Regions from separate parts of the Mus musculus genome. Here all the other regions are linked to region 1. The links are chromatin loops, found by intact Hi-C in ENCODE. Cell type or tissue: left cerebral cortex. All regions are shown on one strand. Links, peaks and the distances in the headings refer to the core of each region. The heading gives the core; the rest is flanking DNA.

Evidence for each region. A loop is a pair of places that touch in the nucleus more often than their neighbours do. Peaks named below come from ENCODE experiments on the same cell type or tissue, not always from the same donor. Only the 100,000 strongest peaks of a DNase experiment are listed, where the experiment ranks them.
Region 2: a loop joins it to region 1, with 4 times the contacts of the local background. A loop is called at or near these places in 10 of 42 quality-filtered maps.
Region 3: it touches region 1 in a loop (3-fold over the local background); 29 of 42 quality-filtered maps call a loop at or near these places.

Annotation. Positions count from the first base shown.
Region 1 is chr13:97,003,478-97,014,180 of GRCm38, reverse strand. No RefSeq gene overlaps it. Among named protein-coding and RNA genes, the nearest start is that of Gm41028, 7.4 kb to the left of the region's middle. In left cerebral cortex, for the core only: a CTCF peak has its summit at 5,796 (motif pointing right); DNase peaks (open chromatin) are centred at 3,854, 5,850, 6,618 and 7,907; H3K4me3 peaks cover 1,430 bases; H3K27ac peaks cover 911 bases.
Region 2 is chr13:96,922,048-96,932,750 of GRCm38, reverse strand. Gcnt4 (glucosaminyl (N-acetyl) transferase 4, core 2 (beta-1,6-N-acetylglucosaminyltransferase)) reads right to left here and starts at 8,038. Exons shown (of 3, transcript NM_001166065.2): 1 at 7,803-8,038. In left cerebral cortex, for the core only: a CTCF peak has its summit at 5,984; DNase peaks (open chromatin) are centred at 6,697, 7,350, 7,524, 8,106 and 5 more places; H3K4me3 peaks cover 2,843 bases; H3K27ac peaks cover 5,378 bases.
Region 3 is chr13:96,849,946-96,860,648 of GRCm38, reverse strand. It overlaps Ankrd31 (ankyrin repeat domain 31), which reads right to left. Exons shown (of 26, transcript NM_001370928.1): 17 at 8,856-8,993; 18 at 7,906-8,048. Among named protein-coding and RNA genes, the nearest start is that of Gcnt4, 69 kb to the left of the region's middle. In left cerebral cortex, for the core only: CTCF peaks have their summits at 5,277 (motif pointing left) and 7,200 (motif pointing left); DNase peaks (open chromatin) are centred at 5,262 and 7,178.

The DNA.
Region 1 (10,703 bases), core at 1,795-9,794:
TATCCAAGTACACTGCAGCTGTCTTCAGATGCACCAGAAGAGGGCATCAGATCTCATTACAGATGGTCATGAGCCACCATGTGGTTGCTGGGATTTGAACTCAGGACCTTCAGAAGAGCAGTCAGTGCTCTTAACCACTGAGCCATCTCTCCAGCCCCGAGATAAACTTACAATGTTTTAAATCAGAAAGCAAGTGTTTGGTTAGGGCAAGGGAATGAGGTGCATATTTTACATATCAATGTAAACCTGGCCTCCAAGTTATCCAGTTGGGTTTTCATCTAGGCTCTGCCCCACAGTTACCTGGCAACAGGTGCCTGACTCACTATAAAAGGGCTGTTTGCCCCCCTCATCACTCTCGTTCTCTTGCTCCTGTTCCTTACCACTTACCCTCTCTCTCTCACTCTCTTCTCCCCTTTTTCTCCATCTCCATCTATGAAAGCCGGCTCTTCCTCCTTCTCTTCCTCCTCTTCCTCTTCCTCCTCCTCCTCCTCCTTCTTCTTCTCTCTCTCTCTCTCTCTGTCTCTCTCTCTCTCCCTCCCTCCCTCTCTCCCCACCCCCCATCTTTCTCTCAACTCCCCCTCCCCATGCCCTGAATTGTGGCTGGTACCCCAGGGGGGAAGGGATGTCTTATCATGGACCTGCAGAGGCACCCCCTTCCCCCACACCATACCGTGCCTCCCTCAAATATATCCCTGGTTTCTCTATCTTTTTATAAAACACAACATCTCCCAACATCCCTCAGTCCTTACCAGGCATACCCTGCCCCCAACCTTCAACTTTTCAGTCCAGGGGCTTCCCTCCCTGAGGCTCTTCCCTGTATAATCCAGACATTTTGTTCTCTCCCTCTTCTCTTCTCTCTCCATGCACGTGCCCCCTTCTCACTTTCTTTCACCCTCCCCTACCACCCTCTTCCCCTTGTCCACTTCCCTGGCCTTGGTCCTTGGGGCCAGTGAACTCATCCAAGAGCAGCTTCCCAATAAACCTGCCTTTAATATAACCTAATCTGTCTTGAAATGGCTCATTTCACCAGTTGCAAAGAAATAACCTATCAGCAAGACCATAGTTTGAAGCACTTTTCAGCGATAAAATAAATTGAAGACAATAGCTTCGTTGGATGACATCTTTGCATCTTGAATGAGATAAATTTATCACTGCAATGATTAACTCTAACAAGCCTCAATTTATCTGAAAAGATCTGATCATCCCAAATGGAATGTCGGTTTTGGGGAAAAAATTGGATGAAAATAAAATGTACATGTTGCCGACCTTGTTTGTTAATGTAATTTTAGAAGGGTGACAGTTTTTCTCTAACCCTGGCTAGCATCCAAGTAATTGAGACAGAGACTAAATTTTTATATTATATGCTTACAATGCATAGCTGAGCAGTTATTAATCTATTCTAAACCTCTAATCTAATCTGGCTATCCCCAGCCAAAACCCCCATGATACTCACAGTTTAATGTTCTAGCTCTCTCTGTTTCAGATGTTTTTCCCCCACGGTGTCTCAGACCCTCTATAAGCATAAAGTTCTTGTACACTGTTTCCTCTCGGGTTATTCAAATGCTGATTTCTCTACCCTTGTATCTTACATCAATGGGACATAGCATGCTTACATCAAGAAACTCCTGTTTCAGGTTTGTGTAAACAGTTCTGATCACCCAAATGGCTGGGCAGAATAGAAAGTGGGCAGGACTTACATCATCCAAAGGAGGGAGGGAGAGAGGGGAGAGTCAGATCAGCCGGGGGGGGGGGGGGGGGGGGGGGGGGGGGGATGGAGGAATTGGAGCCATGAAGAAGGGGTCTGAACTGTTCTACTATTTATTAGTCTCAATCGGGGATTTCTACCCCACCTGTCTTAGTCAGGGTTTCTATTCCTGCACAAAAATCATAACCAAGAAGCAAGTTGGGGAGGAAAGGGTTTATTCAGCTTACACATTCCACATTGCTATTCATCACCAAAGGAAGTCAGGCCATGGAGGGATGTTCTTTACTGGCTTGCTTCCCCTGGCTTGCTCAGCTTGCTTTCTTATAGACCCCAAGAGTACCAGGCCAGGGATGCCACCACCCACAATGGGCCTTTCCCCCTTGATTGAGAAAATGCTTTACAGCTGGATCTCATGGAGGCATTTCCTCAACTGAAGCTCCTTTCTCTGTGATAACTCCAGCTTGTGTCATGCTGACACACAAAACCAGCCAGTACACCACCTTTGATCATTCTGATCATTTTAACCACTTTGATCATCCCCAGATAAAAGACATACAATGTTTATTTTTTGTTTGTTTGTTTTTTCGAGATAGGGTTTCTCTGTGTAGCCCTGGCTGTCCTGGAACTCACAGGCTGGCCTCAAACTCAGAAATCCGCCTGCCTCTGCCTCCCAAGTGCTGGGATTAAAGGTGTGCACCACTACTGCCCGGCCAATGTTTATATTTCTAACAAGACTTTAATGCACTAGAGCTGGGCAGATATCTATCCACTAAGCTACTAGAATCTACTTTCCCATCAATAACCCCAAGTTATAACCTGCCATGTTCCATCGAGCAGCTCTTAACTCCAAATGACTCCCTCGTGGCTATGTTTTCATGACTCACCTACCCCATGGTCTCTTCTCCTCTCTCCACCTCTTTTATTTTTCTTCATGATCCTCTTCAGACCCCCAGCCTGGCAATCAAAACCCTAACTACCTCTCTTCTGTCCAGCTATGGGTTGTTGGCATCTTTATTTAACCAACAGCTTTATTTTACTTATTTATTATTTTGGTTTTTCGAGACAGGGTTTCTCTGTGTAGCCCTGGCTGTCCTGGAACTCACTCTGTAGACCAGGCTGGCCTCGAACTCAGAAATCCACCTGCCTCTGCCTCCCAAGTCCTGGGATTAAAGGCGTGCGCCACCAAGCCCGGTTTAACTAACAGTTTTAAATTAGGGAGCTCGATCACATAGCATTACTTTGTGTACATGCAGATTCTCTCACTCCTGGGGGCAACCAGGTCTTGGGGGCCAGCATTTAGCATTACAATGCATAGCAAAAGACCAAACCTCTACCCTGAGAGAGATCACAGAAACACACCTAAGCCTGAAGAGCCAGATCTATCATAATATGTAAGTATCATGGGGTGGGGCTGGGAGGTAGCCCGATTAGTATAGGATGCTAAGGTAGATCATTCAACTGCTTAGCTATTGGGGCACAGTTTTGAATGAATTGTGTGTGTGTGTGTGTGTGTGTGTGTGTGTGTGGTTATTGGTGACTAGCATAAGGTAAAGAAATACAGCTGTTTGATTAACTCACTGCCTACATTTATATTAAGAATAATTAATTTATACCTCTCCTAATGGTTTGGTCTTCTCCTGTCTCTCTTCCTCCCCTAGACTGGTGGAAGCCCATCACTATTCTCTCTTCTGCTCAGTTATTGGTTGATCAACTTTACTGACAAGTCAGAGAATAAATAAGGAACAATGTTTATAGAAACTTGAAACAGGAGCTACTTGGAATAAGCATTACAGTGCTGTGTCCCATTGGAACTAAATATGGGGGCAGAGAAGTCAGCACTGAATAGGACAAGAAAATCATCACACAGTGCACAAAACCATGATGCCTACATATCTGTGTTCTTTGAGGAACATGACCTTGAATCAGATAAAAAGATTACCATGATAATTTCTGTGAAAGAACACTTGGACATGCTTGTAGATGAAATTTCCTTGCATTGTTTTCAATATACCAGATGTCCTGTTTGTACTCACCAGAAAACCACTCACGGTCAAAGCTGAAGATATTCCTGAGCAACACAAGAAGCAACAACTTAATTAAAGTCGTTAACAGGGGTGCAACAAGAACTAAGCTCTCCGCAATGCCGCTTACAAACTTCTTGACCAAGTGTTTCCAGTCATATCACATTCTGTCTGAGAAAGTGTTTGCCCTGCCTCCTCCATTTCCAACAATATATCTTTGTGAGACAGCTTTTTATAGCTTGATGGTTAGCATGTCTAAATATAGACATAGACTTGTAAAAGTTGATCTTCATTGTGCTCTTGCAAAGACTCCCAGAGTTTCTGGTGGGAAAGAAGCAATCTCAACCTTCCCACTGACATTGCTCTTTTATATATACTGTTGCAAAATGTAGCAAGGTAGTTTGCTATTATTAGTTTAAGACTGTTACCCCATGCTACACCATGCTTTAGGATAAAATTTCATTTTTTTTGTAATTAGAAGTATTTCATGATATATAATTACATATTTTGTAATTAATCACTCTGCTTTAATTTTGCTCAGCTTTAAAAATGAAAACACATCCTGTATAGCAGATATTTACAAATAGCAAAATTACAGTTATGAAGTGGCAGTGAAAATAACGTTATGGTTGGGGGGTCACAACAACATGTATTAAAGAGTTTCAGCATTAGGAAGGGTGGAACCCACTGCTCTAGAGCTGGAGATACAATCATGACATAGACAAGGAGAGGAATTGTTAGAACACGTGGAGGGGAGAAGTAGCTGAGAAGACAGACTTTAGAAATTGGGGTACAATTTGATGGATGACAGACGCGAGAAGAAACAGATGATCTGTATACACGTCGTCAGGGAGTCAGATCAGCAGCTTGGTTCGGAGAGGCTGAACTCTGTGGAAGGGAACTGATATATGCCAATCCTGGGCTTTGTCACCACATGTAGGAAAAATTACAAAGTAAATAAAAAATAAATAAAAGGAAGAACACGGGGCTAGAGAGATGGGTTAGTGGTTAAGAGCACTCACTGCTCTTCCAGAAGTCCTGAGTTCAATTCCTAGCAACCACATGGTGGCTCATGGGATCCAATGCCCTCTTCTGGTGTTCTTTGAAGACAGCTACAGTGTACTCACATACATAAAATAAATAATCTTTAAAAAAAAGTTGGAAGAACGCCACTGATTTTAAATATGGTGAAGAAAGTTTATTGTAGATAGCATAGACAGAGGCAAGGACTTCTGGGAGGGTTCAAAGCTGACAAGTTTCTGAGCAGGAACTTGTGAGGGAAGAGGGGAGAGGAGAGGAGAGGAGAGAGGAGAGAGGAGAGAGGAGAGAGGGGAGAGGAGAGAGGGGAGAGGGGAGAGGGGAGAGGGGAGAGGGGAGAGGGGAGAGAGAGCCAGGAGAGTAAAGGGTAGACAAAAGCCCTGGTAATCAAAATGGCTGCATTATATAGGGAAGCCCACCGAGGGGAAGGAAGGGCAGCCCAGCTTCTGAGCTGGAGAAGTTTACGGTAGGGGGTAGGGTTTGTCAGCCAGAAGGATCCTGTAACACGTAGGGACTGAAGGATGTTGCTGTGATGTGTTAAACAGGCACCTCAGTAAACAGTTTGTTCCAGTTGGAGACAAAGAAGGAGAGACACACAGCAAGGGACCCAAGTAGTCCGCGGGAGTGCAGGGAGATGACACGGCTCCCTTTCCCGGGATAACTCTGCGTTTAAGTGATTTTTTTCTTGGTTAAGGATGGTTCTTTTCCCCTAATTAAGAATTGCTCTGTTTAGACGGAGGAAGGCCCGCAGCTTTAGTGAAGCACGCCCAGACAGGCTTTCAGTTTATCTGATCAGCCTGGAATGGCCACGGGAGTGCGAGGTGAAACCTTACTGGGGAGAGAAAAAGCCTGCCAGATGCTTGTCTCAAGCTGCCAGGCCGTTGCTTCTGGTGCGGAGGGCGGTGGAAAGGCTGGAAATGTTCTGGTTTTTGTTTTTGTTTTTCTATTTGTGGCACTCGCCTCTATTTGCCTGTCAGGGATCTAATTCCTAGTCTCTCCAATACACGGGCAATTATTTTTTTTCTCACCTCTAGATGGAGCTAGCTAAAAGCAACTCGTCAGGATTATTCCTGGCTTAACACCTTCTAAATCTATGTTTTATCTTTGCTGCCTTGTTGCCTTCTGGGAAGAAGTCCTCCCCCCCCCCCACCCCCCCCCCCGCCTCCTTTCCACCTGCATTGCCGGATGATTGTTTTTCTGCAGCTCTTAAATCTGATCCCTTTCCCTCTGAGTCATGGCGATTGTCTTCTCCCCCTCTCTATGTCCCTTGCCCGTGCAATCTAAAAGTCCTGCCCCATCTCCTTGTCCAGCCATTGGCTGTATGGCAATTCTTTATTATCAATCGAAGCCAGCTGGGGGCAGCGATGCTCAGGTCTGGATGTGCGGCTTTTGGGAGCTGAAGTAAGATAAAGCATTAGAATCAGTTTCCAACACATGTGCATAAGAATGACATAATTTACTATATCTCATGTACCTTCTAATCTTTAGAAAGCATTTTTCTTTCTCCACGTATATGCATGTTTACATGTATGGGGAACATGTGGAGGTGTGCATGTAAGTGGATATGAGCGCATTATGGAAGCCAGAACTGTTTTCAGAATTTTCTCCCATCGTCCTTCCCCCTTATTCAATGGGACGGGGTCCTGTCGAATCCTGTTTCTCTGTGGGGGTGGGGGTGGGATGTGCTCCGATCACTATCAGAAGGCGGCGGTAAGTCCGAAGTGGAAAGTACACAGAGGTTCCCATCTCCTCTCTGGGAACCGTAGGGAGTGGGGAACAAGGGGTTCATTTAACTTTCCCTCCCAGGAGGACTGCGTGTCAGACAGGGAGGGGAAAGGCAGAGCCAGGAACTGGGCGGAACCTGATCGGAGTGAGTGTGGAGGGTGGAAAGTACCGAAGGGGCTGAAAGAGAAAAGCCTTCCTCGGGAGTTTTAGGTTCGGCTCTTTAAGATGAAAGCCTTCCCATGGCGATCCCTTTTTTCCCCCGGAGTCAGGGTTTCTCTGTGTAGTCCTGGCAGTCCTGGAACTCAGTCTGTAGACCAGACTGGAACTCAGAAGTCCGCCTGCCTCTGCCTCTCAAGTGCTGGGATTAAAGGCGTGCGCCGCCACGCCCGATTTCCCATGGCGATCCTAAAGAGAAGATGATCCTTGCTTGTTAATACTGGTTTATTTGACCGTGGATGTGAAGGCATACCCTTTATTCAGGGATAAAATACCTTCTGTGGGAAGGAATACCCAGGAAGGGGTAAGCTCACTGGCTGAATACTTGGGGGGGGGGGGGGCTATCTATCCTCATTGGCATGGAGAACTCCAGATGTTTATGTTACACGATCCAGCAGCGCCATGGTCCTCAGTGGGGTATCATGGTTCCAGTACAGACAGAGGTAGGCAGGGGATGGCTCCACTCCTGTTCTCAAAGGGTCTGAGTTCATTCAACCTTACCATTCTTATGCCTGTCTGGTCACAAGGTCCCACATGCCCTACAGGGTCTTTAACCAAACTCAGAGCTAATTGATTATGGCTACTAGCCTTGCTAACCAGCTTGCTTTGGGAGCCCTCTGTCACTTTAATGTCTATGGCTTTCTGGTAAATTGGAGTGTAGTTTTAGTTGTGAGCCTAGTCTTTAATAGCTGAGCCATCTCTCTAGCCCAAAATTGTTTTTTTTTCCCCCCGAGACAGGGTTTCTCTGTATAGCCTTGGCTGTCCTGGAACTCACTTTGTAGACCAGGCTGGCCACGACAAAATTGGAATTTTTATAAAGTGATAAATCTGAATAATTTCAAATTGCTCAGATTTTAATGTTTGCATTTCATAGAGTTTGCTTTGCATTTATAAAGAGATGTTCAAGCCTATCTGAAGAAAGGATGTCAGATGGATGTCTTCATGAGGAAGACTTCCGGCCTGCGTGCTGTGTAGACTCTGCATATTTACCCTGCTTGCTCCTGCAGTATTTTTTTTTTTTTTTGTAATTTCCCCCTTTCAAACAAATGCAGATGGGATGGTGAACATAAACAATCGCCCTCCAATCACACCCACCCAGCAGCTTCCCTACAGAGTGTCAGGCTATCCTCTAATTTAGGATTCCAGTGTGCTGACACCATTCATTGTTCTTTTACTTATAGCTCACACCACACACACACACACACACACACACACACACACACACAGATCACACCCCACGCACACATGTCACACACACTCCCCTCATATATCACACACACTCCTCCATACATCACACACCCCCACATATCACAAACATCACACACATCACACATATACACACAATATCCCACATACATCACACACACCTCTCTCTCTCACACACACACATACCCCACACATCTCTCTCTCTCACACACACCACACATATCACACACACACATACATACTCCCACACACACACACATACCCCACACACACATATCACACACACACCACACACACCTCACACGCACTCACATCACAAATCCTTTGATTTCAACCCCTTGGTTTTGATGTGAGTGAACCATATTGAGCCTTTGTTAGACACTCTAGTTTTTTCTGGGACAACGTCAATTGCTTCTCAGGGGTTTGCCTCTGAATTCTTTGCTGTTCACTGGAGCTCTTGGGGAAAGTGGGTTAACTTTTATTGAGTCGTAAAGTGTGGTTTAAGTAGATGAGACACATTAAAAATCAAGGCAGGTATAGAGATATATGTGCCCTGAGGTGACTTCTTCCCTTGCCTGACCATAAAGTTCCCTGTCCTATGTCACAATTGTATTAGTTTTAAAAAAAATATATCCTTCCTGTGTGTCTTTATATAAACACAAGAGAGCTGTCTCTACCCTTCACAGAGCTAAGTTTGACGTTGCTTAGCTGTTTTGTTACTTATATTCGGTGCTTGCTTTTGAAATCAAAAGTATCAATGGATACTTTTTATCTTTTTATAACTCTGAGATTTTACAAGGCACAATTCAATCCGAGGTAGAGATCTTATTGATAATTGCAGAGACATTTGCTAGTTCATAATTATCCAACTAGATTAGCTCCATGCGTTTTTTTTAGTGGGTGGTGCAGTGAAGGCCAGAAGTCAACCTCTAGTATTGATTCTCTGGCACCGGGTACCTTAATTTCAGAGACAGGATCTCTCACTGGGACCCGGAACTTTCCAGCCTAGGCCTGCAAATCAGTGAACTCTAAGTACCCAATTGTTTCTGTGTCCCCAGCATTGGGGTTACAAATGTGAACCACCACGCCTGGCATTTTCATGTGGGTGTTGGAGCTGAACTCAGCTCCTCAGACTTGCATGGTGAGCACTTAACTGTGCTGTCTCCCCTGTCCCTTGCTTTGCTATACTACAGTTGTTGGCTTGTCTGGCTTTTCATTCTTGATTTTTTTTTAAACCAAAGAGAGAATTCATTGGGGGTTTAGTCATCACCTGAAGTCAGAGGGCATCAGGGGACTGAGGAGGAGAGCGTCTTTTCCCCAGAGCTAGCCCCCACCTAATGTGCTCTTTAATTTAATTTAATTTAATTTAACTTAATTTAATTTTTTTTTAAGATTTATTTATTGATTATATGTAAGTACACTGTAGCTGTCTTCAGACACTCCAGAAGAGGGAGTCAGATCTCGTTACGGATGGTTGTGAGCCACCATGTGGTTGCTGGGATTTGAACTCTGGACCTTCGGAAGAGCAGTCAGGTGCTCTTACCCACTGAGCCATCTCACCAGCCCTTAATTTAATTTTAATGAAAGTTATGTGTTTATTATAAATATATACAAAATTGAGAAAAGTAAATGTTTATAAAAAAATTCAGAGCCGGGCATGGTGGCGCACTCCTTTAATCCCAGCACTCGGGAGGCAGAGGCAGATGGATTTCTGTGTTCGAGGCCAGCCTGGTCTACAGAGTGAGCTCCAGGACAGCCAGGGCTATACAGAGAAATTCTGTCTCAAAAAACCAAAAGAAAAAAAAAAACCAACAAAAAAATTCAGATCTCAGAAATTATCATCAAAAACCTTGATATTCACCCCCAAACTTTTTAGACATTACAAAATACACCCAAGGTCATAGTATCAATGTAATACAACTCAGAATTCACTTAATAAAAGGTTTCTGTACTTTTAGAAAAAAGTTTTTGATTGTTTGAGATTGCGACTCACTATGTAGCCCAGGCTAGCTTTGAACTCACTATGTAGCTCATTCAGGCTTATTTTGAACTTGAAGTGAATCTTTTGTCTTGGTTCCTGAGTGTTGGGATTACAAGTATAAGCTACCACACCCAGCTATAAGTTAGAAATTCTCTAATACTCTGGCAATATCTGGTTAGTGTAGAGCATATATTGTTTTCGTGTCACCGAGATCTGAGTGTATATCGGGGGCATCTTTGGGTGTGTTGCTGACTGACAGTGTTAACTCATTCTTGTGAAACGAGAGTACCTGTATCTCCCTTTAGAGACTAAGTCTGGTAACACATGAGCTCTGTGTTTATTGAGTCATCATTGTCCTTTTGCAAGAGTCAGAAGCTGTGACCTCTGGGACAGCTCCTCGGTTTGTAAGTAAAGCTTTATTGGAACACAGCATTGCTCATTTGCCTATATATTGTCTGTGGCTACTTTCATACAAAAACAGTGGTTGTGATGAATTCTTTGGTCTGCAGAGACTGCAATGCTACTGTTGGGCTGTAGTGGACTGAGTATTTGTGTAGCCCTTAGGTTCACACCCTACATTTTCTTTCTTTCTTTCTTTCTTTTTTTTTTTTTTAAGATTTATTTATTTATTTCATGTTCGTGGGAACACTGTTGCTATCTTCAGATACACCAGAAGAGGGCATCAGATCTCATTACGGATGGGTGTGAGCCACCATGTGGTTGCTGGGAATTGAACTCAGGACCTCTGGAAGAGCAGTCAGTGCTTTTAACTGCTGAGCCATCTCTCCAGCCCACACCCTACATTTTCAAA
Region 2 (10,703 bases), core at 1,480-9,479, 81 kb after region 1:
CCAGGTGGCTCAAGAATATTTTGAACAGCTCAAAGCCAGGAGTGCATCCCTCACCCCTTCCTTCTGGCCCCATCTCCCAACTTGACACACATTTGCCCCCTCCAGCTGACCTCTGGGTACATCCTACAAGTTTAGAATTGGGAACCAGTGGTTTTGAGTCCCAAGTCTGTCACCAATGAGATGTCCTGAAAGCTGGCCTCTACCTACCTCCTAGTCTAGGAAGAGCAAGGCAAGCTCTGACTCCCACCATGGTGAGACAGTAGTTGAATTAATGCTCTGAGCATGCTGTGTGGCAGGACAATTGGATAGCTGGTTGTCAGCCTAGAGGCATTTAAAACAGCTGGCCTAGTACCAACCGCTGCCCTACAATCCAGGACACGGAGTCCTGCTTAAAGCACCTTGTCCACTCCACACCCAGGAACTGTCATTGAGGGGTAGCCGTTACAGGTTCCATAGGCAAAGGCTTTTTGGTTTGTTTTTCCTCTACTTACAGTTCAAGGCTGTCAGGCAGGGACCCACAGCTGTACATACAACTATCTCCAAGTCTGAAATTCTGAAAATACATTTTAAAAAAGAGGGACTTGACTCATGGGATCACAAGACAGGCAAGTGAAAGGGTTAAAGCCAGTGAGAGTCCCCACCCCGTGCTATGGTGATTTTGGTGTCTTGGTTATAACTCCTATGTCAATTTCCTTCTTAAACCCTAAAATGTCTATTATCCTATATTTATACACTAATGAGGATCATAAAGATACATTTTCTGAGTCTCTCTCTCTCTCTCTCTCACACACACACACACTATATATATAAAGTGCATAAAATTGGCATACACAGCAGGGGTGGAGTTAGTGATGGCCATGTGCACGTTGGAGAGGTGACAGCCTGGGAGCATCCCAGTCCTGGAAGCTGGGCGCTCAGTCCAGGTCTGGCACTGAAGCTGCGTGCTCCCTGGAGAGTCGCTGGTATTGCAGGCACATTAGAAAGCCCAAGAAGCTGGAGTCTGGTAACATGCAGCACAAAAGCTGTACTTGTCTGGAAAGAAGAGGAAGACAGAGGGACCCTTTCTCTGCAGGTTTGATGGAAAGGTGCTGCCCATCCTGAGAATATGTCATTGCCCCACAGGTCAGTCCTCTCGGGAGACACCCTCACCTCACCAGTTCAGAATTCCTCCTTAATTCGGTTGAGTGGCTGACAAGGGCCAATTGTCACAGTGTGCAGAGACAATGTCTTAGACAATGTCTTAGCTAGCATTTGGAAATGTCTCTTTCATGGTTTGGTGGTTTGAATCTGCTTGTCCCAGGGAGGAGCACTATTAGGAGGTGTGGCCTTGTTGGAGTAGATGTGGAAGAAGTGTGTCACCGTGGTGGTGGGCTTTGAGACCTTCCTCTTAGCTGCCTGGGGGACAGTCCTTTCCTGGCTGCAGTTGGATCAAGATGCAGAACTCTCAGTTCCTTCTCCAGTGCTATGCCTGCCTGGACAATGCCATGCTTCCCCACCATGGTGATAATGGACTGAAGCTCTGAACCTGTAAGCCAGCCCCAGTTAAATGTTGGCCTGTACAAGAGTTGCTTTGGTCATGGTGTCTCTTCACAGCAATGGAAACCCTAACTAAGACACATGGGTTTCTTTTTTTTTTTTTTTTTTTTTTTGCTATGGTGATGGCTTTCTCATGATCCTTTCTTAGGCTCTCTTATCCCCTCCCACATTCCTTCCTTCAGCTGTGCAAACTCCTTACCATTCTAGCCGTGTTCCTGTGCAGCCTAACTCACGGCTGCTCTGTGTATCATTCCACATCTTTCTCCTGATCTGTCTGCTGCAAGTCTCTGGATCTGGCAGCTGAGGGAAGGCAGGATGACAGCTGGGCAGGCTACCACAGAAGGAACCTGGTGGACCATGATGGCTAAGCAGAGCCAGGTCCCTACTCTGCCTAGGTGGAATGTGGGGGTGGATGCACCCACCCTGGTCTTTCAGATATTTACACAGGCGAGTGGCAGGCTGGGAGAAGAGCCCGGTGTTCATTTTGTGCCATTGTTCCGGGCCTGCCAGAGTGCTTCTCCGCTGCCACTGCCACGTGTTGCGCAGCCCTGGTCCTCTCCATCTTGTAGACCACCAGGAGAAGTAGAGAAGCTTTACTGATCCTTGGACCTAAGCTGTATATATATTACTGGGACGGACAGCTATACCAAACTCTTCTAACCGCTGAACAAGGCTGCTCTCTCAATACAGGCTGGGGCTCAGAGCAAGTGACAACCCTGCTGCCTCTGGACAGGGCCAGAAAGAGTTAACTTTCTGCATTAGCTGCAATCCATTTTAGAGCAGTCACAACAGCAAGGCAAGGCAAGGCAAGGCAAAGACTTCCTGGCTTTAATGAGCAGTTCAGCCCATCAGGAGTCTGACCCTTAGCGGCTCATGCTGCATTGCACAGAGAGCCAACCCCACGGAGACTTAATTCACCCTAGAAAACGTATTCCTCAGCAAAATAATAACACCTCTGCCTAACCAGATAAGAGCCCCACACAGATATCTATCTGATAAGCCCTAAATAACTAGGGCACAATAACACTGACATGATGTCTGAGTAGAACCCTCTACAACTGCAGCCCCCCCCCCCCCCACACACACACATACAATGCCTTCGGGCAGGTGGTTTAGCTGGTTGTAGCTATCTATACTAGAGTATCTAATAAACTCTAGTCCCGTCTTTTTGTGTTGTCTTGTCTTGAATTCTTTTACCACCTACAGTCACTGGCCTGTCGTCACAGTTCCCACGCAGCATAACCCATCCAAGATGAGATAGGCTGATGGGTCATGCCTAAGCACAATTAGATCTTGGTCAAAAGGACAATCACATTGAGTTTCCCTTTAACTGGATTAGAAGGAGAAAAACAGGCTGGACAGCAGAGGATGTGACCAGCCAAAGAAATCTGACTGGAGTGTGCTCATGTTCAGGACACAGTATGCTGCCATCAAATATGTCACCCTCTTTCTCACCTCATACACTTGGCCATCAGAGGAGCAAGCTCACACCCTTGAAAGCAGGAGACAGGGGGCTGAAGAGACAGCTCAGGGGTTCAGAGCACTGGCTACTCATGCTGAGGATCTGGGTTCAGTTCCTGGCACCTACATGGTGGTCTAAAAGCACCCGTAACTACAGTGGCAGGATCTAAACCCCTCTTCTGGCCTCTGTGTGTATCAGGTATGCGAGTGGTACATATATGTGCATGTAGGCAACCATAACACAAAATAAAAATTGAGAGAGTTCTCACAGAAAACGAGCAAGTGCCCTGCTTGTCACGGAACCTGCACGAAGCTTGCGGTGCTTGCCTTTCTTCCTGGTCCTTTCTCCTCTCCACCCACCACGGGAGGCCTCTTGCCTTTGTCCCACTTTCATAGCTGGTAACAGTTTGTCAGGTTTCCATCAAATGCATCGCTAGTCTTCATTTTCTTATGAGAGCTCCCCTGTCCCGTAAGACTCACTGCATCTGCCCATAGGCTTCTGATCATTCTTAGGTAGATGGCGCCAGGGTTTAGGTCCTGCAATTAACCCTAAGAGAATAAAGGTGACCACCCCTGCATCCCCCTCATCCCCGGCCCCACACACAGGGGACTCCAGCAGGAAACTGAAATGAAGCAAAGAGGAATTCTAATGTGCGAATTTTACTTCCTGAATTCACTTTTATGTCATCTATGCTGCCCCTCCCCCACAGCCCCTGTCACTATTGCTGACCACTCTGTCCAGGGGCTGTGTGCTGGGATAGGGTTACATAAGCAGGGCTGACACTAAAAGAGTACTTTCAGAATAGCAGAGACTCAAAGGCGACCACTGCCAGGAACCACCGGCCAGGGTCATTCTTCTCATGCTGGCTCCACAGGACTACAAAAGAGGCCCCAGTTTTGTGCCTCATTAGCTTCGAGAAGGGCCACTAACAAAGAAACCCACATGTCATTAATTCATTGGCCTGGACCTTAATGACCCAACTGGCCAGATAGTTTTGTCACGCTTGGATCCTGAATGATGACATCTAGATGCAGAGTGAATGCATTGGCCCCAAACATCAACTGCACGCCCACCACTGACCAATGCTCACTGCAGGAGCATCCGTGGAGAATGGCTGACTGCACTTGGCATGAGTCACTGTTCAGAAGGAGGTCGCCAAAGGAGAAAAAGAAAAAGGCAGCGGTACAAAGCCACCACTGACCTGGATGGCTGACAACCACAAGACTGCAGAAGGCTGAAGCCCTGAGGGATCTGAGGTTAGACCCAGCCACCAGGAAGGGACAGCTGACAACCTGTGGAGTGGCTCTGTGTCTTGCTCAGTACACTTCTCCCCAAGGATTTTTAGGGAGGGATCTGAAGCAGCCTGCCCTGAATATGATGTCCCTCATGAGGAAAACTGCAAAGTGAGGGGCCAACGAACAAAAAATTCAAGAGGAACAAAAGCTGCTCTGAGGATCTAGAGAACGTACGAAAGCTGGGCCCAACATCTCCAGAGGTTCCCACACAGCCCCCTGGGCGGGCAGTCTCAGAAGTAGTGCTTCTAAGTTCCCAGGTAACACTGAAGCAGCTGGCCTATGGACACACAGGAACACTGCTCCAACCAACAAAACTATCATTTGTTTCTTGGGCTGCTTATCTGCTTTATCATTCTAGCTAATTATCTAGTTAATGAATTAACTTATTTATACAGTTTCATATATTCTAGGCTAGCCTTGAACTGACTACATGGCTACAGGTTACCTTGAACTGGCCATGTTCCAACTTTTGGTTGTGAGCCCAGCCTTTAGTGGTTGAGTCATCTCTCCAGCCCATGTTCCAACTTTGATATGCTAGGATTGCATGTGTGTACCATGTAGGCTGCCTGGTTTTTGATACCCTGTGTCCCTAATATTTTCCTAAGGCATAATGGCCTGTTTCCCAGTAAATCCAAATTTGGGGGAATTTACTAGTTTTAAAACCTTATACGTGTTTTTGTTTTTGAGACAGTTTTTCAACTGTCTAGCCCTGGCTGTCCTGGAACTCACTTTGTAGACCAGGCTGGCCTCGAACGCAGAGATTCACCTGTCTCTGCTTCCCATGTGCTAGGATTAAAGGCGTGCACCACCAGATCTAGTTAGATCCTCTAAGATTATACATTTTCTAAAAATTCAGACTGCTCAGTAGAGATCCAGCCTTCCCTTCTGTCCACCTCAGGCTCTGTCTGCTCAACCTCTCAATGCCGCTTTCTGGCATTTTATATAACCCAGCCTCCTTCTGCGCTTCTCCGTTTTCCTATATTTTCTCACTACGAGTTCAGCAGAACAAAGTCTCAACATAATAAGGAGTGGGATGATATCCGGCTTCCCTACCTTCTGAAAGAGTAAATACAGACCTAACCCTATCCCCTCTACCCCCACCCCGAAATCCACATGGAACCCACAATTCCTGTCTATTAGGACAGGACAGCTGCATTTAATTCCTGATTAATCTTGGTCCCCCCCCCCCCTTATTCTTGAAGTTTCAGACTTTAGACCCTGGTAGGAAAATTACCAGCATATGGCAATGCATATCAAATGCATGCAAAGCAATGCAAATTAACACCAGACAAGTGTCTTTAAAGGGCTTGGGCCAAGTTTGTCCGCCCCACTAAAACTGATGCTACCTGTTCTGTGCCTCCCCAATACGCTCGCAAGCAGTGGATCCTGTATCGCCTTCATTCCTTCCTCCTTCTTCCCTCCTCCTCCTCCTTTTAATTATTCTAGACAATTCTGAATCTATGTAGCCCAAGCACATTATGCATCCTCCTGCCTCAGCCTCCTGAGTCTTGGAATTCCAGATGAGTGTACCATGCATGGCTTAGATTCTCTTATTTTAGTTGGTCTCCAGTCACATTCAGCACCTGACACTGATAGGCTAGGGAGAGCGCAGCCCTTACTCAGAAGTTATCCAAAGGGACAGCGGCTTTAACTTACTTCTTGTTGGCTCTATGGCCTTTGCAGTTCTCCAGGCAGCAGCCAGGGTGAGTGCTTAGTGTCTGGGCTCAAGAGATTGTCCTACATCAGCCTCTCAAGTAGCTAGGCCTGGGAGCCTCCGGTACCTGCACCTGCACCTGGCTACTTTTGTTTTTAAACACAACCATGTGAGAGGATACTCACAGGTGTGAAGATGTTTCAAAGACCCACCCACGCCACGTCACTGGCCCACTTCCCACCATTCCTCAGTAACACCATCTCCATTGTCCTGTCAGGCTCAGTGGGCGGGACCTGGCCCGACTGCTCCTGCTCTCCTCTGCTCTTACCACACTCTTTACTCCCCAAATCCCTCAGTTTAAACCATCCCTACTAAGCCTTAGTCCACTTTCCATTTTCTAGTAAGGGACTTGCACCCCAATAAAAGGTGAGCTTCAGCAAGGGCCCAGCTCACTGTGATCACACAACACCTTGGTTTGGCCAGCTGACTTTTGGACTCCGGGTTGCTCAATTTTATTGTCTCCAGGTGTTGTTCCTGCTGCACAAATCTAAGGAAAATCTCTGCAGCTTACTCAGCGGAACTCACACTGTGTAGTGCTAATGATAAGCCCCAGGGAACCAGGTCATTCACATCACCTGTGTCTCCTCGGTCAGGGTAGAAAAGGCAGTGTCACATACAGCCTCCCCAGCCCCTTCTGCGAGAGGAGTTTATTCCGGAACTGTTTTCATCTGGCCTTATTGCATATGCATATGCAGGGTTTACCAAATGACTCTAAACCTGGCCTCTCAAAGGCAAGAGTATGCACACCTTCCCAAGAGAGCTAGCTCTCTATCCGGTCTTCCCTGTGCCACACACCTCTGTCCATCTCTCTAATACAGTAACACTCAAGCTCAGCATTTCTCAGAGATCTGGATACTTATAAAGTGCAATACAGACAGTTTGCCTCAGTAGCTCACTTAAAGACCTTGCTTATTCCAGGCACTAGTAACGAAAGCTGCCAAGACAGACTATTAGTTGCTAGATTTAGGCTTAATAAATAACAAGGGCATGTTTTATGGGTACAAGATTTTTAAAAGGCGATTTCACTGACTCTCAGTCATACAAGAGACTCAATATTATTCCAGCTCATTTACTCTTCTTGTTTATTGCTCTTAAGTTTTAAAGGTTAAAAAAAAGCTGTGGGGTATGTGCCCCCACACTGGTATCATCCCCTCCACTTGCCCAGCACAGGAACAACCCTCGGGATTTCCAAGCCCTACCTGGACCTCGACGCTTTCATTCTCACACTGCGCTCACCTTGGAGGCACACCCACGTACAAGGGGTTTCTTAAGTCTCTTCCCTTGGGCTGGGATTCCCCGGCGGTTCCCAGCCTTCAGGGGAGACGCCGCCGCTTCACAGCGGGGGACAGTTTCTGGCGGGCTCTGCGGCAGGAAAACTTGACCTTAAAACGCAGGAAGCTCGTCCCTGCAGAGGCCACGGGCTGGGACACACTCAACCTGAAGCTTGATTCTCCCAGGACCTCTGTCCCCGCCACTCTCTGGAGAAATCCCGCGTGGAGCCGAAGCCCGGGAGGGCTCCCACGCGGGCCCCGGGAACTTCGCGGGGTACCACTCACGGTTGCGAAGCTGCGGCATCTGCTGGACGCTCACTGCGGTCGCCCCGCCGTCCTCTCCACCTCCGGGGGACCCGTGAGCTCCGCCGCCAAGAAGCCTAGATCCAGTTAGTCCCGGGTCGTGCCGCCCCCGCCGCGGCGTGCAAGTTTCCCCCGAAGGAAAGCGAAAGTAGCGGGCGGGAGAGGGGTCGCACGCGGCCACCCAAAGCCCCTCGCTTGCCTACGTGGCCAAGCCGACCTACCGGGGAGCTGAGACCCCCGGGCGCAAGGTCCCCGCTGCTGCGCCACCCCGGTGCTCCGGGCCACACGCACTGCCCCGAAGTCGCTCTCCCTCGGCAGGGAGTGGGGTAACGCCGAGGCCCCAGGTGACGCGGGAGAAGAGAGGGGCTCGCCACCGTGCTCCCGCAGGGGGTCCCCGCACCGCACTGGGGACCGAAGTTTCCTGGCGCGGCTCTCCGGCCGGGCTACCCGCTTCTCTGCAGCTGTCCCTCCCGCAAGACACAACTAGGCGTGGGCAGAAAGGATTGCTAAGTGATTTGTCCAAAGTCCCGGAGAGGGCGGTGACAAAGCAACTCACGTCTGCTATTCCACTCTGGGCTCCGGGGCGGCAGGACTCGCCCTTGGTCGGATGCAGCGGGCTCTCCAGGGCGAGGCCAGCATCGGCCAGCGCTGCCTAGCCAGGCGTTATCAGCGGAGTGGGAAGGTGGAGTGTTGCAGACTAATTAGGGTACAAAGTTGTGTTTTAATCAGTGCCTACATGCGGAATACGCTTCCTCTTTCCCCTCCGGCGGGGGGTGAGAAAGAGGGTGATGCTGCATCCGGCCGGGTTGGAGTTCTCAGAAAGACTGCTGGAAAAAAGGTACACGCCCATTAAACCAACTGGGCAGCATGACTCCCAGGGTCCTTGTTAAGGGGCCTTGTGTGTTTGCTTACATTGTAAAGCAGGCACTGTAGGTGTGTAAGTGATTCACCCCAAAGGGCCTTCCTAGTGGGGTGTCAGAGGGAGACTTCCTGGAATCTGCCCGCAGAACAAGAGTAGCACTAAGCAAGACAGTCGCAATTGGCTTGTTCTTTACTGTTCCATCTTTAAAATGGACTGAGGCTGCGGCATGCTTGGCGGGCTGGTGAGAAGCTGGGTAGGACTCAGAATCCAGATTCAGTCAATTCCGAAGTGTCGGACTATCTCAGCCGAGAGCTCCAGTTTCCCTACATTGGCTTTAAAAAGTGTGCAAGTCCCAGGATCAGAGGATCAGAGGTAGGCGGATCAGAGGTGAGGACACAACATCTGTCCCCAACACCCGGAGTAACTGAGACCAGCGGGACCCAGGCACCCAGGAACTCCGCCAGACCAGTGGCATGGGTTCCTTCTGGTCTGTCTGGGTTGGCGTCCTTGGGCTCAAACTCTGCAGCCAGCCCCACAGCAGCCAGTGGCAGCTCCACTCTTAGGCACTCTAACTCACCCAGGATCAGAGGATCCCAGGATCCCAGGAGTTTGGTCACACTAGGATCTCAAGGTCCCAAAGGCAGCTTGACTACCAGAGCTCGGACACACCCAGGATCTCGGACACACCCAGGAACTCCGCCAGACCAGTGGCATGGGTTCCTTCTGGTCTGTCTGGGTTGGCGTCCTTGGGCTCAAACTCTGCAGCCAGCCCCACAGCAGCCAGTGGCAGCTCCACTCTTAGGCACTCTAACTCACCCAGGATCAGAGGATCCCAGGATCCCAGGAGTTTGGTCACACTAGGATCTCAAGGTCCCAAAGGCAGCTTGACTACCAGAGCTCGGACACACCCAGGATCTCGGACACACCCAGGATCTCAGGATCGCAAGATCCCAGAATCACAAGATCCCAGAGACAGCTTGACTTGGAGGAATTCTGACACAACCAGGATCACAGGAAGGACAGGCTCCAGTCAGTCAGGGCAGGTAGCACTAGAAATAACCAGATAGTGGGAGGCAAGTGTAAGAACAGCAACAGAAACCAAGGTTACTTGACATCATCAGAACCCAATTCTCCCACCATAGCAAGTCCTGGATACCCCAACACATCGGGAAAGCAAGATTCAGATCTAAAATCACTTCTCATGATGATAGAGGACATTAAGAAGGACATAAATAACTCCCTTAAAGAAATACAGGAGAACACAGGTAAACAGCTAGAGCCCCTAAAGAGGAAACACAAAAATCCCTTAAAGAGTTACAGGAAAACACAATCAAACAGGTGAAGGAAAGGAACAAAACCATCCGGAATCTAAAAATGGAAATAGAAACAATAAAGAAATCACAAAGGGAGACAACCTTGGAGTTAAAAAACCTAGGAAAGACATCAGGAGTCATAGATGCAAGCATCACCAACAGAATACAAGAGATAGAAGTGAGAATCTCAGGGGCAGAAGATACCATAGAAAACATTGACACATCAAAGAAAATGCAAAAAGCAAAAGGCTCCTAACCCAAAACATCCAGGAAATCCAGGACACAATGAGAAGAGCAAACCTAAGGATAATAGATGTAGAAGAGAGTGAAGATTCCCAACTTAAAGGGCCAGTAAATATCTTCAACAAAATTATAGAAGAAAACTTCCCTAACCTAAAGAAAGAGGTGCCCACGAACATACAAGAAGCCTACAGAACTCCAAATAGACTTGACCAGAAAAGAAATTCCTCCTGTCACATAATAATCAAAACACCAAATGTACTAAACAAAGAATTTTAAAAGCAGTAAGGGAAAAAGGTCAAGTAACATATAAAGGCAGACCTATCAGAAATATACCAGACTTCTCACCAGAGACTGTGAAAGCTAGAAGATCCTGGGCAGATGTCATACAGACCCTAAGAGAAAATAAATGCCAGCCCAGGCTATTATACCCAGCAAAACTCTCATTCACCATAGATGGAGAAAACAAGATAGTCCATGACAAAACCAAATCTACACAATCTCTTCCCACAAATCCAGCCCTACAAAGGATAATAGATGGAAAACACCAATACTTGGAGTGAAACTACACCCTAGGAGAAGCAAGAAAGTAATCTTTCAACAAACCCACACAAACATAATTCCACCTTTAACAAGAAAATTAACAGGAAGTAACAATCACTTTTCCTTAATATCTCTTAATATGAAAATTATTATTACCTAATTGA
Region 3 (10,703 bases), core at 1,802-9,801, 150 kb after region 1:
CCATCACCTGTTTGGCTGTGTTTTCCTGCTTTTCTTTAAGAGCCTGTAACTCTTTAGCAGTGCTCTCCTGTAAATCTTTAAGTGACTTATGAAAGTCCTTCTTGATGTCCTCTATCATCATCATGAGAAATGTTTTTAAATCTGGGTCTAGATTTTCGGTTGTGTTGGGGTGCCCAGGACTAGGTGGGGTGGGAGTGCTGCGTTCTGATGATGGTGAGTGGTCTTGATTTCTGTTAGTAGGATTCTTACGTTTGCCTTTCGCCATCTGGTAATCTCTGAAGCTAGCTGTTTTAGTTGTCACTGTTAAGAGCTTGTTCTTCAGGTGACTCTGTTAGCCTCTATGAGCAGACCTGGAGGGTAGCACTCTCCTTAGTTTCAGTGGGCAGAGTATTCTCTGCAGGCAAGCTCTCTTCTTGCAAGGCAGGTACCCAGATATCTGGTGTTCGAACCAGACTCCTGGCAGAAGTTGTGTTCCACTCACTAGAGGTCTTAGGATCACGTGTGGAATCCTGTGTGGGCCCTTGCGGGTGTCAGGCGACTCAGCTGGCAAGGTAGCCGGGGCTCGAGTGGAGTGGAAGGGGTTTGTGCCCCAGATCAAGCCCGGGTAGCCTGCTTCCCTATGTACCGCAGTCTCAAGTTCCACGCGATTGGATTGGGGTAGGCGCTGTGTTCCACTCACCAGAGGTCTTAGGGTCCCGTGGGGAGTCCCGTGTGGGCCCTTGCGGGTGTTGGGCAAGACTCTGCTGTCAAGGTAGCCCGGGGCTCGAGTCTCGAGTCGAGCGGAAGGGACTTGTGCCCCAGATCAGGCCCGGGTAGCCTGCTTCCCTATGTACCGCAGTCTCAAGTTCCGCGCGATTGGATTGGGGCAGGCACTGTGATCCACTCACCAGAGGTCTTAGGGTCCCGTGGGGAGTCCCGTGTGGACCCTTGCGGGTGTTGGGCAAGACTCTGCTGGCAAGGTAGCCCGGGGCTCGAGTCTCGAGTCGAGCGGAAGGGACTTGTGCCCCAGATCAGGCCCGGGTAGCCTGCTTCCCTATGTACCGCAGTCTCAAGTTCCGCGCGATTGGATTGGGGCAGGCACTGTGGTCCACTCACCAGAGGTCTTAGGGTCCCGTGGGGAGTCCCGTGTGGGCCCTTGCGGGTGTTGGGCAAGACCAACATAATTCTTTATTAAATTAATTCAAATTCAAATAGCAAAATGTGGTTCCTAGCTTTTGTACTGGACAGCACAGGTGTACACAGTGCAGATTGAGTCATTTGTATGAAAATGTGGAATCACTGATACAGCCCTACTGTACAGCCCAACCAGCAGGGGGACAGAGTAAAGAAGATGGTAAGCCTTGCCTCTGGACTACATTTTAGTACATTTATACTGCAAGTTACCAATCCACTGTAGTTAATGAAGCTCTATTTGCATGAGCATCTCAGGGAAATTAACCTACCAACCTAATAGCCAACCTAAAATTTTCTCTATAGAAATACATATTCTAGTAGTTATGATCATAAGATATCAAAGATGGAGGTAGCACTTACAAATGATCTATTCTAACTCTGGCATTTTACAGAAGGAAAACAAATGACCAAGCATTTCTAACATAAATAAGATTACCCTCAGCTACTCAACATTGAGTGTTAGGAGGGCTAGAGAATTGGCTCAGTGGATAAAGGTGCTTGCTGCCAAGCCTGATAACCTGAGTTTGATACCTGGGATCCACATAATAGAAGAAAATCTACTACTACAGGTTACCCTTGAACTTCTGTGCATGCCATGATTACCCTACAAGTGCCCATACATATAGCCCCCCCAACACAAATGGATGTAATAAAAATTAAACTAAACTAAAACAAAAAGTTGTATGTTAACACGGTGGTTAATCACAACTGGTTGTAGCTCTAGTTCTAAGAGATCCAACATGTCTTCTGATCTCAACAGGTTCCTGCACACATGTGGTACACAAATACACTCAGGCACACACACATAGATAAAATAAAAAAAAATAAAGTAAGTTTAAAAGAAGTTGCACATTAAAAGTTTGTAATTTAACAAAATTAAGAAGAGCTAACCATTAGAATACATTATGAGTGAATCAGGCCAAGAGCCAGAGATCCAAAACTATGGAAACATCTGATAGCAAAACTATGGTCAGTATTTGAGTAAAATGGATGCACACTATGTGACAATAGATTTTATCTTTCTGCTTATATAAAGAGACAAAGGAGACATTTAAAAGTCACTGAGCCAACAGACAGGACTATTTATCACAAACATGACGTAGGAAATAGAGCTGCCCATAGCCTTAGTCATCCTCTTTGACTTTACTCACGGCTTTGAAGGGTTTTTTATTTTTTCTATTTTCATAGTTTAACTTACCAGAGTTGGTAAATGATGCCTATTAGACTCTATTTAAGAAGTATTTGCCTATCTGAAAAATCATGAAATTTTCTTCTGTTTTCTTAAGGAAGTTGCCTTAATTAACTCTTTCAGGTCCATGACCCATTTTAAGTTATTTTTTTATATATAGTAAAAGATAAGGGATTATAAAATTTGCAAATAAAAATCTAAAAATTTCCATTCTATCCAAATCATCTCTGTATCATGTCGGAAATCAGCTGATCACATTTGTGGGTCTATTTCTACATGCTGCTTTCTGTCCAATTGATTTGTGTATAGAACTCAGTGGTCCTTAATTGGGGTGGGTTTTTTTTTGTGCCCCACAGTATGTATGCAGCACGACATATTCATCAATGTCTGGAGACAGTCTGGTTCTCACAAGCAGAGGCTGTGGAGTCATCTCCAAATGTCAGTGGTGCTATTGCTGAGATACTCTGGCCTGATGTGCTTGTCTTTACTATTACAGGTACAGAGTAAGGATCCACAACTCTATAGACGGCATGAACTAAGACTGCACTTTCAACCTGTCTCAGCTATTTCACATTCTTCTCAGTTCCGTATAAATGTCAAAACAAGCCTATTAGTTTTATGAAAATCTCTTGAGATTCTGCATCTCACTGAATCCATTTGCTAACTTAGTTAAGAACAAACACATAAGCAACAGTAAGTATTTAATCCATGGACACAGTTCATTTTTCCAAATAACCAGGCATTTTCTGTTTTCAGTCTGTTAATTTGATAGATTATACTGACTTTCAAAAGACTAATCTCAGATTCCTGATATAAATTCTGTTTGGTCATGTTATAGTTGTATACATTTCTAGAGTCAACATTATATTTTAATAATTTTTCCAAATATATTTTTATTAGCTTAAGTTTAATTGTAACTTAATTGTATTTAAATCACAGCATTACTTTTTATAAGACATATTTCTCTATTAAAATCATTTTTAGGTATTATCTATTATAGTTTCAGACAAATTATTGTTCATTGGGCTTAGAATTTTATTGCTTTACAAATTTTAAATAAATTTCTCAGAATACAAAATAATAGGTTTTATTATGAAATTTTCATGCATGTATATTATTGAGCCTTGCTCTTATACACACACACACACAAACACACACACACACACACACACACACACACACACACACACACACCACTTCCCTTGCTCATTCCTCCTCCTCCCTCTGGCTGGTTTCCTTCTTGTCCTAATGGTCCCACGTATATATAATTAAATCTAGAATCGGTATAAGAGAAAATATAATTATTTTTATTTCTTTCCCATTAGCTTCCCGTGTTCCCTCTTAGCTGAAGGGAAACAAACCCGCACATAACTAAACACCAGAGCACTCTGGGGCAGCACAGTCTACTCTCCTCTGCCTCTGTACACATTCTCTTGCCCCCTTTTCGCTTCTTTCATAACAGGTGGATGTAGGGATCAGAAGTCACCATGCCTTGGTACTTAGTCAATGAGACATTTTTAATTTGTCACATACTCTTCTAATAGTAAATAACTTTATTGTATGAAATTTACAATTGATTATTTCAATTTCTCACAACCCATTTCTTTTGGCCACTCTTATCTTTTACTTTACTCAAATACATGAGTGCCACAGTACAATATTATTTTCTTCCAAGCATTTAACCTTTTCTTTTGAAGATATGTACAAAGTGAAATTCTTTAAGTTTACCTAATTATCACATATAGAATCTCATCTTTTATAATCTACTCTTCCTTGTAGCACAGTCTTTCTTCTTACTAAAGAACTTTGACATTAGGAAATTATTATTTTTTTTAGACCTTTTCTTCATTATATCTCAAATGCTATCCTGAAAGTTTCCTATACCCTCCCACTGCTCTGCTCCCCAACCCACCCACTCCTGCTTCCTGGCTCTGGCATTCCCCTGTACTGGGGCATATGATCTTCTCAAGACCAAGGGCCTCTCCTTCCATTGATGGCTGACTAGGCCATCTTCTGCTACATATGCAACTAGAGTTACAGTTCTGGGGGGGTAGGGGGTGGGGTACTGGTAAGTTCATATTGTTATTCCTCCTATAGGGTTGCAGACCCCTTCAGGTCCTTGGGTGCTTTCTCTAGCTTCTCCATTGGGGGCCCTGTGTTCCATCCAATAGATGACTGTGAGCATCCACTTCTGTATTTGCCAGGCACTCGCATAGCCTCGCAAGAGACAGCTATATCAGGGTCCTGTCAGCAAAATCTTTCTGGCATATGCAATGGTATCTGGGTTTGGTGGTTGTTTATGGGATGGATCCCCGGGTAGGGCAGTCTCTGGATGGTTCTTCCTACCGTCTTAGCGCCGAATTTTGTCTCTGTAACTCCTTCCATGGGTATTTTGTTCCCCATTCTAAGAAGGAACAGAGTATCCACACTTTGGTCTTCCTCCTTCTTGAGTTTCATGTGTTTTGCAAAGACATCAGGAAATTATTATTTTATTGTACGTATATGGGTATTTTGCTGCATATTATTTTTTATGTGTATTCGCATTTTGCTTTCTATGCACCATGAGCATGCAGTGCCCTCAGAGCATCTGATCATCTGAATCCGGAATTACAGATGGTTGTGAGCTGCCATGTGGGTATAGTCTGGAAGGTATAGTCTGTGCTCTTAAACACTGAGCCAGTATTCGGCTTTATACGTTAATATTTTGAATGCAACAAATTAGGAAACAAATTCTCTTAACCCTTATTTATTCAAAATGTCTGTGCTCCATATTTACTAATTTAAAAATTAGGATAGGGTGCAGAAATGGCTCAGCCATTAAAAGATCCACATCCAAAAAGATTAAAGTAAAACATACTACCATCTGTAACTCCAGTTCTAAAGGATTTGATGCCCTCTTCTGGCCTTCTTGGGCACTGCATGTATAGGATGCATAGACACAAATGCAGGCAAAACACTAATACACATAAAATAAATAAAATCTCAAAGACGGAGGGGGTAATAAGGATGCCTGTGGTATTCTCACCAGCCGCTTTAGCTCAGTAAGTAAACTATATATCCACTGAGAGAGCCAGTCTCAAAACTAAAACGGATAATGATTAAGCAGGAAACTTGCTATTGACCTCTGGGTTCCACAGGTATGAAAATTCACTTACACACAGACCTACACACAACAATAATAAAAATAGTGGGCACTGAGTCACTCTAAATAGCTTCACTAAGCAGAAACACGGGATGCATATTCGTAGTTTTGTTTAGGAAGAGAATAATGTTTTGTGAAGAATAGAACACAAGACAACACTTACATAGATACCTCCATATTCCACCTGTCTTTTTTCTTTATAGTTCATAGCTGTAACATTAATGCAGTGATGAGATCAATTTTAGACAAGATTATCACTATATACTAAGTTCTATACGTTTTTTAAAAAATAACATCTCCAAGCCAGGCAGTGGTGGCACACGTCTTTAATCCCAGCACTTGGGAGGCAGAGGCAGAGGCAGGCAGATTTCTGAGTTCCAGGACAGCCTGGTCTACAAAGTGAGTTCCAGGAAAGCCAGGGCTATACAGAGAAACCATGTCTCAAAAAAAAAAAAAAAACCCAAAAAACAAGGCTGGTGAGATGGCTCAGTGGGTAAGAGCACCCGACTGCTCTTCCAGAGGTTCGAAGTTCAAATCCCAGAAGTCACATGGTGGCTCACAACCACCTGTAATGAGATCTGACTCCCTCTTCTGAAGTGTCTGAAGACAGCTACAGTGTACTTACATGTAATAAATTAAGAAAAAAAAACAAAAAAAAAAACCCCAAAACAAAAACATCTCCAGCTGTCCAATACAAATACCAATGATAGAATTGTTAAAATGTACTCTTTTTATTTTTAGGATAATAGTCTAAAATTGATTTCTCCACTATTAAAATTTATTTATGTGGCAGAGAATGTCATCATGTAGTATTTATACTTATAACAATAACCCCCCATTCAGTTAATCAATCAGATAATAAAAAGTTTTTCTCACTTAATTATAACTCACCAATTTGGCTTACTAGCCAGATCTTGTAAAAACAACAGATTCTTAAGAATTTGTTCATTCATTATTATTTTAAATACATGAAAGTCCAAAGAGTTCCTCAAAAGAAGCCTACCTATCTTGGTCTTAATATTAGCTCATATCTCCTATCTCTGTAAATATAAAATTCAGTAACATATGACTATTTTTAGGCTGAAATAGCATGGGAAAATTTACAAAGTTATTATTACTGTGTTCTTAAGGCTATATACATATAAATAACTACTCAAGAGAGTTTCAAAACATTTCGTGTTCATGTCCATGTGTGTGTGTGTGCACATGTACACATGGTTGAAGGCCAGAGGTCACCCTCCAAAGTCATTCATTATAAGTCTTGAACCTTGTTTTGTGAGACAGGGTCTCTGGTCTCTGAGACAGGGACACTGGAGTCTGGTGCATCCTGGTTAGGCAAGGGAGTCTGGTCAGTGGACCCCAGAGAACTGCCTACTTCCATTCCCTCAACATTGGGTTTTCCTCATGTGGGTTCTAGGGATGGAACTCAGGTCCTCAAGTTTGTCTTCTGACTGAGTTGTGTCCTCAGCCCTGTGTTATTTTTGGTAATAGTAAGACTTCTCCTCCCTAGATCTGTCAAAAAGATAAGAGGAGAAGAAAAAGAAGGACGAAGGGTACTGATGATGAGTTTAAAACCAGTGAGTTCTGGGGCAGGAGAGATGGCTCAGTGGTTAAGATCCAGGGAGGATTCCAAACAACCACAGCAAGTAACAACCCTGTTACTTCTGTTCCAGGGAATCTGATGTCCTCTTCTGGTCTCTGAGGGTACTGCATGGATGTGGTACACACACATTAAATGCAGGTAAAACACTCATACACAAACAACAACAACAACAACAATTCTCTTTTTAAAACCTAGAAACAAAACTCTTGAGTTTTAAGGTCAATATTTGAAATAGTGTGTCATTGAAACAATGGCCTTTTAGTTTCCTGTGCATGTTTACTGAATTGCTTGGTAGAAAAAAGTAAAGTAAACAACACCGCACACATCAAGCAGCAATCACTTCGAGCCTCCCCTCAGGACTACTGAGAAGTTGTAGGTTAGAAAAGAATGCCTCAGACGGGTGTCGGAATCATGCTGTCTTCCGGAACACAGGCGGTTGAAGCAGAAGCTAAATTTGAGGCCAGCACTGGCTGCACATTAAGATCCTGTCTTAAGAACCAAAATATCTGTCACATGTGTCATCACTAATATCAGACCCTTTGTGGAATCATCTTAGACAATTAAAATTAAAATTAGATTCCTAGACTGTTTTCTTCTGACTTACATGACATGTGACAGACAATGGAAAGATAAGTCATTAATATGTGTACTGAATGCCCACACAACATTGTATCTTCATTCATAATTTTAGCAGGCTTTAAAAACATGTACTAGTTAGTATAAGCAATCACGTTAGCTCTCACTTGAAATATTTTCATTTCCACTCATTTTCCTAAGAAAACAGACAAGCACCATTACCTTTAAATGATTCCCCGCAGAAGCACCATGTAAAGGCACAATCCCATCTATATTCTCACAGTTTACATTTGCACCGGCTTGTAATAACTCTATAATTACATCATCAAATCCCCCACTAGCTGCCTTGTGAAGGGGAGTCCAACCTGGAAAAGAAAAAGTAACAAAGCTGCTCCATAACCATTAAGACGCATGCAGGATCTGTGTTTTGAGGGGTCTTGTGCTAGTGAACTCAATAACTATTAAAATACATGAAAATGTACTAAGTATTGAATAGGAAATAATTTTAGAAGTATTGTTTTAAAACATAAAAGCCTCATTTTTGGAAAAAGGGTAATCTCTTCCTAAATAGGGTGATAAAAGTGGCAAAACAGGAACAGGAAAACTGCTAATCATTTCAGCTTAGTTTTGATAATACCCAGCTTTCTTATCTCAGATTTGCAGTGCTACTACGTTTCTATTTAAAGTGGCACCCGACTCAGTTAAATCTTTGCATTTCCCTCTTTAATTTACACAAGACTGTTTTCTGTATAAGCATAATGTCACAAACATGATTTTTAGAACAGGTTTTGAACAAGAAAGAACAAAAGAGGAAAAGAGGGAGTCAAATAAAGGGAGCAGAGAGTAGACAGGAGTTGGGACATTTTGCATTTCCTCCTGAATCAGGGAATGGGATTAGAGCTTCCCAGGAGAAACCTAACTCCCTGCCCTTCTCACTCTGTGCATCCTTCCGAATGTCCTAATTATAAAAACTGTTTCAAAGGAGACAGTCATTGAAATGATGATAAATCTTATTAGTCACTAATTTACCAAACTAAAATGTAGTATAAAAATACAGTTCAAACTTAGCTAAGTATCACCCAGTATCAAAATTAGGGGCAAAGGAAAAAACAAAACAAAACAGTATTTCAGTGAGTTCAAATGAAAAGACAAACAGTCAAAAGGCCTCAAACCTGCATTATCTCTGAGATTCACATCTGCTCTAGCTTCTATTAGCACTTTCACTCGGGAAAGATTTCCTCCTCTGGCAGCCACATGGAGCTGACTTTCTCCTTTCTTGTTCCTCTTACCGATTCCAGTTGTGTTCACGCCTGTAATTATAGCAAATCTGAGCCTTATTTTCTGCAAAATGCTCATTGTTTATAAAGGACCTTAGAAAATATAGATTTATTTCCTGATAATACTATAAACAGGATGTACTACACTAAACATGTAACTATTTTCTTTTAAAATAAAGATGGAGTGTTTATTTTTTGTCACAGTTCCAGGTAAGAGACCATCACTATGTAGGGAGTCACAGGAACAGGAGTTTGAGATAACTGGCTAAGAATCTTGCAAACTGATTATATTTAAGTATATAGAAGGTATATAATAGATAAAACTCCTGGAAACACTGGGAAGTTTTAATGATAAAATTGATACTACCTACTGGATATCATATTTGCTTTTACTAGATGTCTCCTTCAAGGTGTTTCTAAACTGGGAACATATCAGTTAATTTTCAGAATTAATTCATGCTAAGTGAGCTATAAAATAATTTTAAAAAAACTGTATTATGATTTCTTGGACTGAAAAAATTGCTGCTTTTGGTTCAAATCTTAGATTGAGAAGAAATAACAGTGGTTTGCATTGATTCAAGCAAATATTCAAACACTTGGTTAAAACAAACTTGTTTCAGTTCCACACTCATCTCGATCAGTAGTCCTGTGACAATGGAGTACATTCTTTTTCTTAAAATAACCAAATTCTGGCATTACAGAAACTTTCAGGCTGTCTTTTTTAGCGCATGCCTGCAATCCCAACACTCAGTTGGGAGGCTGAGGCAAAAGAACCTTGAGTTCACCTGGGATAGATCATGAAACTCTATCCTTTCTTACAGCTGTTGCTCAGTGTGCATGTTCCTAGCCCATATGATGCCAAGTAACAAACTGGCCTTGGATTCTGATTTTCTTCCATAGAAAATTCAGTATAAAATCACCTTCCAAGGAGCCTCTTTTTTTTTTTCCATTTTTTATTAGGTATTTAACTCATTTACATTTCCAATGCTATACCAAAAGACCAAGGAGCCTCTTTTAAAGTCTTTTCTTTGCAGTGTAAGTTAAGAGAGATGAAGTTGGAAGTAAAAACAATGAACAGATCATGTATTTCCTCCCTATACTCTGCTATATTACAGTGCCTTTAAAAAATTTTTTTTTAACTATCAAAGAAAATACAGAACAGAGGGTAGACTTGAACAAATTTGGGGAAGGGAAATTGGAATGTCTCTGCTAAAGGGTGAAATGCCTTAGCAGAATGTGGGATGCTCCAGTTCAAGTCCCTGCAAGGAGAATCATGGGAAAAAGCCTCTCTGATCCCAGGCAGTCAGCACTTCGGCTCATCAGTTATGTGTGGGCACAGGAAAACTGACTGATACAGAGTAAAGTTGGGACTCTGAGCTCCCTTTTCCAACTCTGAAATGAATGGCAACCATTCACTTCATCTTACAGTAAAGCCCTTCCTGAAACCCAGGAACCAAAAGGTTTGTTTTCTGCATGAACCATATTAGAGAAGATGGAGATTGATAAAAAGGCCAAACAGAGGGTTAGGGTAAGAAACAGAAGAATATCCACCACACCAACAGCAAGTGCACTGTACCTAGTGAGTCTTCTACAAACACAGATTCCCCAGCTCAAATCTACTGTAGAGAGCAAATCCTAAGACACCCTCTTCAGAACTGATGCTTGTTGTTTTATGTACTCTTCCCCCCTTGAATAATCTCCTCCTAACCAAAAAGAATACTTCAACACTGAGAGTATTTAACA